2 separate regions of the Homo sapiens genome follow, and region 1 is linked to region 2. A link is a loop called in an ENCODE intact Hi-C map of the cell type or tissue named here. Cell type or tissue: heart right ventricle. All regions are shown on one strand. Links, peaks and the distances in the headings refer to the core of each region. The heading gives the core; the rest is flanking DNA. Region 1 overlaps NEBL (nebulette). Region 2 has its middle 120 kb from the start of NEBL.

Region 1 (2,919 bases), core at 147-2,646, 130 kb after region 2:
GATATATTTTCACAGATATTCTCTCTGTCATATTTATTCCTGTTAGTCTAACCTAACATTATCTAATCAATCCCTTGAATAAGTTAAACCTATCCTCTCTATTGAGCATTCAGAATCCTGGATCTAGTAGTCTTCTGATGGGGAGTCATAAAAAAGATTGGGCAAAAGGGAATCTTTTGTATGTTTCTTGTAGATTAGGCAGAAAGAGCCTTCTGCAGAGCAGGTGGACCACATCTGCATGCAGCCTCTCAGTGTTTAGTTCAAGGCTGTTTAGGGTGTTCATCTGCATGGCAGCAGGAAGAATATTTTCCAGGCAAATGAACGTTGTTGTGGGTAAATCCTTTCAATGCCAAAAACATTAAATTCTGTGGTTACTCCTCCAGAGAAAGCTTAGATGGTATCAGAAAACCTGGGAGAGTGATCTTAGCTATGTCCAGCCCAGTTAAATAATGATGGAGCCATTGTTTTTCCTTCCAGGGTGTATTGAATTTAACTTGTATGATTTCACTTGTGAAGAGCCTTTCCAGATACTTTCAGTTAAGAATTCTTGTGAAAGGAAAGATCCGCAAACATCTCCATGTCTGTCATCCGATTTCAGCCTTTAGCTAATCTCATACTCATTCAAACAAACTTGGCCAGGAGGAGGAAGCGACCCTGCACTAAATTCATCCTAATTGTAATGGAGACGTGGGATTTGTGGGTGAGGGCAAAAGAGAAGGTCAATGTTTGGGACATCTTAATGATCATAAAGTCATCAATTTTGCCCTTTTTGTCTTTTGGTGTTGGGTTGTGTATTCGGTAGGAGTGCAGATGACTGTAAAAACAGGAAAACTCTAACACAATGGCTTAACAAGTAGGTTTTTGTTTCCCCAGCCTCCACATATAAAGCCCGGAGGTAGGTAGTTCAGGCTGGGTACTATGGGTGTTATCAGTCTCCCAGGCTCCTTTCCTTCTATTCTGTCGTCATTAGTATGGTGGCTTATTCCTTGGTAATGACATCATTGCTGCTGCCTTCCCTTTGATTGAGAAAGAAAAATGTGGAAGACAGAATGTCACAGGGTTGTGCAGCATCTCTCCCTTTGTACCAGAAACACTAGAAGCACTTCTGGGAAGATTTCCACTAAAGTCACAGAGAGTGTGGCTCCCCAGGCCAAACACTGGATGGCATGACCATGCCTGGTTTAGATCAGCTTGTCCTCTGGGGCTGGGCAGGAGCCTGGCTGCTCTCATTAATCCATCTGGGCTCTTTTAATAGGAGATAATGGGAGTGGCCAGTCTATCCAATAGATGGTGTCAACCCGAAATTGTAAGATGTAGACATGGCTGTAATAAAATATAGCAATCTATTCAGTGATTTTTATTTTACCTAAGATTTGTTTCATTGACCAATATAGTTCCCTTTCAATGATCATTTCCTGTTATCTTGGTGTAGGAAGGCTACTAATATGTATCTAATATTTATATAAATATTCCTTATGTATTTAAAAATCTAACATTCTTTGCTTATTGTCATTCATATTGCACAATTCACTTGAAATCACACATGATTGTGTGTGACTTCTAACAAATTGTACAATTTCTCTTGAATTGTACAATTGTAAAGGATCTTAAATTTTAAATACACCTTCATTTAAAATATACAAATATGTGTATCTTTTTAATAAAGACCCAAGAAAAAAAAATAGAGTCTACAATTAAGACTGAGCTATTTGTCTGCCTAACAGAAGAAGTAAATACCTCACCCTTATCCAGTCCTCCTGTCCTGAACGTTCTGCATGTGTCAGACTTTATCAGGAGGCTGTAGCCACAAGCACATACCACTGCAGTGAAGAATGTGAATGTGATGGGGAATAGATGGTGGCAAAAGATAAAAATAATGAGTCAAACTTAAGCCTAATGATAGGCTATTTTCTCTCACACTTAATTATATAACGGAGATACTTTTTTCTCCATATGATCAAAATAGCCTACTATTTATCATACTGCCATTAACAGTTTAATTACTAGTGGCTGAGGAGGGTGATTTGCAGGAACCTAAAATTATGGCTAATCTCTGAGAAGAAAAAAAAGTAATTTAGTGCTCAGATAAGATAAATATGTTCTCGTGTTGATTTCATGAATAAAGCAAATGTTTAATGTGGTAGGCATCTGATATCCAAGAGTCACAGCAGTGAAATATGGGATTTTGAAATAACTTCACTTAATCTGTATCTAGTTCTACCACAGGTTAAGTAATGCCCGTCAAATCAGGCTTGCATATGGGAAAATCTCCATGTACCATTAGTGTATAACATCAATATTATTCACATCCTCTAAGAACCAGGTAGTATATACAATTCAGCTCCACTTTTGGGTTATAATTAGGGAGAACATATAATTTATCATCTGAAACAGGAACACTTTTTCAGTTTAAGTATTTATGGTCTTGGGAGGATAAACACGAGCATATTACAGAGTGATACAACTTTTAGCAAATTACCTGCATCTTCTCAATGAGTCATAGTTTTGCCTTCCCAGTTTCCAGATTGTGCAGCAATTAGTGTGACAGTGTGATTATACTTTAGGTCCTTCTCCACATTTCCTGACTTCTTTTGGGCTCAAATATCCACCCGGGTCTTCCCCCGGCATAACAATTCTGGCCTATCCCCAAAGGGGAAGAGAGTGAGTCATTTGACTTGTGAGTTGCAGAGAAGAGATGAGCAGGTTTAGCTAAGCCTCACTGGGCTTTGTCTTGCTGATCTCCAGCAAGAAGGCCTTCTGGAATGATCTCCACCACATAGCAAGCTTTCTGGGCAGGTTCAGTTCTTCTCTGCGCTCAGGAGGAGGATTGGGAAGCCTATGGGTGCTCATAAATTGGGAGGAATTAGTAACAGGAAGCCCACGTTGGCCACAATTTAAGCCTCTTCCTCTAATCAAGCA
Region 2 (2,919 bases), core at 209-2,708:
TGGGTAGGCTTTATCTGCACCGACAAATGATTACTGCATCAGCCTTCTCATGGGACGCCAGGGACAGGGATGCTGAAAAGAAACTTTTACCAGGAGAGTCGAGTTTGAAACAGTGAGGATGTTAGAGAAGCCACAGGAAGAGACACACGTGGATACCAGAAAGGAGAGGGGCTAGAAAGAAGCAAACAGGGAGGATGTTCTTTGAGGAGCAGCTCTGAGCTCTGTGGCTTTTGTGACCATGGGGTCACAGCAGCTAAAGGTGTCTCCTCAGCGCCAGCCGAACATGGGAGCAGTGAGTAGATGGGACAGCAGCTCTGAATCAGTGTTTGAGTCTTTACCTGCACACAGGGAGGAAATGCCATCTCCTCACCACCAGGGGAGTCATCTGTGAACATAAGAGGCCGCTGAATGTTTGCACAAATGCGACGACATGCCTTATAGGACACGCTGAAGTTTGACTGTAGCCAAGGCATGGGCTCCTTGTGTGGTTGTTCTGCTCCCTCCATCCCTTCGTTTCTTCTGTCCACAAGTATTTACTGAGGTCACACTAAGAGGCAGACACTAGCAGGTGCTAGCGATATAGGCAGGAATGCACCCCAGCAAGGCACAAGACAGCCCACTATTGCTACCACAGAACTTTCGTTGTACTGTGAGGCAGAGGCCTGCCAATAGGAAAAGCCATGAGCAAGATAAGCATTAGCACAGGGGCAGAAAAGTCCATCCAGGGGCCATTCCTGACCCAAACTTGGGAGGCCAGGAGAGCTTCCTGGAGAAAGTGACATCTAAGGCAAGACCTGAAAAATAAACACAGTTTATAAAAAATGGGCAGTAGGATGGGAAGAGGGATGGGTTTTCCAGGAAAGGGGAATAACGTGTCAGGGGAGCAGTGGGAACGAGAAGGGGGAACTCAGGGGACTGAAGTGATCCCTGCAGCAAGAGCATGCAGTTTTCACAGTGAGAAGTCTGCAGAGGCCTGGCCATGGGGGCCTTGGCAGACAGGAGGCCAGACTTTATTCCAAGATCAACTGGAAGCCGTTGAAAGGTTTTACTCAGGGGAGTGACGTGATCAGATTTGCATTTGAGAACATTTGTTCTCAGATGGGAAGGGCAAGACTGGCTAGTGCTGTAGTCACCTAAACGATAAATGTGGCCGACAATTAAAAAATGGAGTCAAGATGGAGACATATACACATATATACATTTATATAAGTAAATAGTTGAGATATATTTGCAGACAAGATCAATAGATTTGGTGAACGAGTGATTGGATGTGTGAGGAATCTAGATTACTCCCAGCTTTCTGACTTGGGCTACGGGGCACTAATATAATAAATGAAAAAGAAGATCCAGGGGAGGAACTTGTGTTATGGAGGGGTGGGGTGATGAACAGCTGTGTTTTGGACTGGTGGAGTTGTGCTGGGTATGGAATCTGCAAATGGAAATGCTATTGGATCTGAAACTCAGACTTCGGAGTAGTCAGCTCACAGAGAGGCCCCAAAGCTGTGGGAATGATGTGATCCCCAGGTGATGGTGTAGACTGAGAAGAGAAGAGATCCCAGGTGAGGACCTTGAGTGGGGAGATACACAGACTTAGGGGAGCCTGCAGGAGACAGGGAAGGAACCACTAGAGGGAGCAGCTGAGCCAGGGGTGTGTGTAAACCCGGGGAGACGACATTTCAAGATGGAGGGAGGCCGCCCAAGAGGAGGACTACAAGATGTCTGTTGGTTGTGTCCACAGAAAGTCATTATAACGGGCAAGAGAAACTTCTAGAAACGGAAGCCAGAAGCCAGTCATAGAGTTGGGGAATGAGTCGGAGAGGAGATGGGCAGGCACTGTGAGGTGAGGCTTCTTTGTCAGGAAGTTTGGTTGGAGGATGGATGATTTGGCACACATGCTGGAAGGGTGTGTGGGGTGCAGGAACGGTGGAGGTTAGGAGAACCTTGAGCATGGGTGAAGATGCGCTTAGAAAAGAGAAGTCAAGGTTAAGCTGTGGGAGAGAGTGAGGATGTCTGGGCGACAGAGCCATGAGAATGGGATGAGGTCTGGAATAATGACAGAGAGATGACCTTAGCCAAGCTCAGGTCCCTCTTCCACTGTGATGGGGTTGGGAAAAGGGGGGATGTGCAAAACAATGGGTGTGAAAGTGTTGTTTTGTAGCACAATATTTTAATTATGTCCTTTTAAAAAATTTCCCCACAGACACTACCCGAAGCAGTCCTTCACCACGGTGGCAGATACACCTGAAAATCTTCGCCTGAAGCAGCAAAGTGAATTGCAGAGTCAGGTAACTTCTAGAAGATTTGTTTTGTTCCCTTGGCCCTAAAGATTTTTCACAAGGCTGCTCTTCTGAGATTCTTGTCTTCGTACTGTTCCTGCTGGGTCACCAGCCGGTGTGGAGGCTGAAAGCAGGCCTGTGTGGGAATTCCGGGTGAAAGTGTTGAACATCTGTACTGTTCCCGGTCTTGAATTGTCCTGATATTCTCAGTTTTGTTATTCACGTTGGACTAGGGCAAGTAAATGAGTTCCGGTCAGAGTCAATGTTTCCCAACAATCTTGACTTATTTGGTCCTAAATATTTAAACACATTTTACAAATAGCTTTTCCACACCGCATATGTGGGGAAAAACAAGGTGTTAACTTGACCCAGTTGCAGTGTGTGTGCGGCTAACACCCCGTCTGTGTATCTCACACCAGCCAAGGGCTTTGTTTTCCTCCTGTCACTTTGTTCATATTTCTTTCATATGTCACATTGACAGCATGAACAAAGATGAGAACACCACAATTGGCTCCCGGTCAACCATGTTAGATGGCAACTTGCCTTCAATATGGTGAAACACATCAGTTAAGACTAGGGTTGTGAGTGGCAGCGTTTTCTGCAGGGACACTTGATCTTTTAGTAAATATGGGGTGCTCTCTTT

The links. A loop is a pair of places that touch in the nucleus more often than their neighbours do. Peaks named below come from ENCODE experiments on the same cell type or tissue, not always from the same donor. Only the 100,000 strongest peaks of a DNase experiment are listed, where the experiment ranks them.
Region 1: a loop joins it to region 2, with 2.5 times the contacts of the local background. A loop is called at or near these places in 7 of 110 quality-filtered maps.

The regions. Positions count from the first base shown.
Region 1 is chr10:20,890,445-20,893,363 of GRCh38, reverse strand. All of the region lies in intron 2 of NEBL (nebulette), which reads left to right. Among named protein-coding and RNA genes, the nearest start is that of NEBL, 5.4 kb to the left of the region's middle. In heart right ventricle, for the core only: no CTCF peak of the experiment used is centred there; a DNase peak (open chromatin) is centred at 1,173; H3K4me3 peaks cover 2,500 bases; H3K27ac peaks cover 2,500 bases.
Region 2 is chr10:21,019,483-21,022,401 of GRCh38, reverse strand. It overlaps a transcript of NEBL not described here. Among named protein-coding and RNA genes, the nearest start is that of NEBL, 120 kb to the right of the region's middle. RefSeq lists an enhancer at 1,611-1,770. In heart right ventricle, for the core only: a CTCF peak has its summit at 1,621 (motif pointing right); no DNase peak of the experiment used is centred there.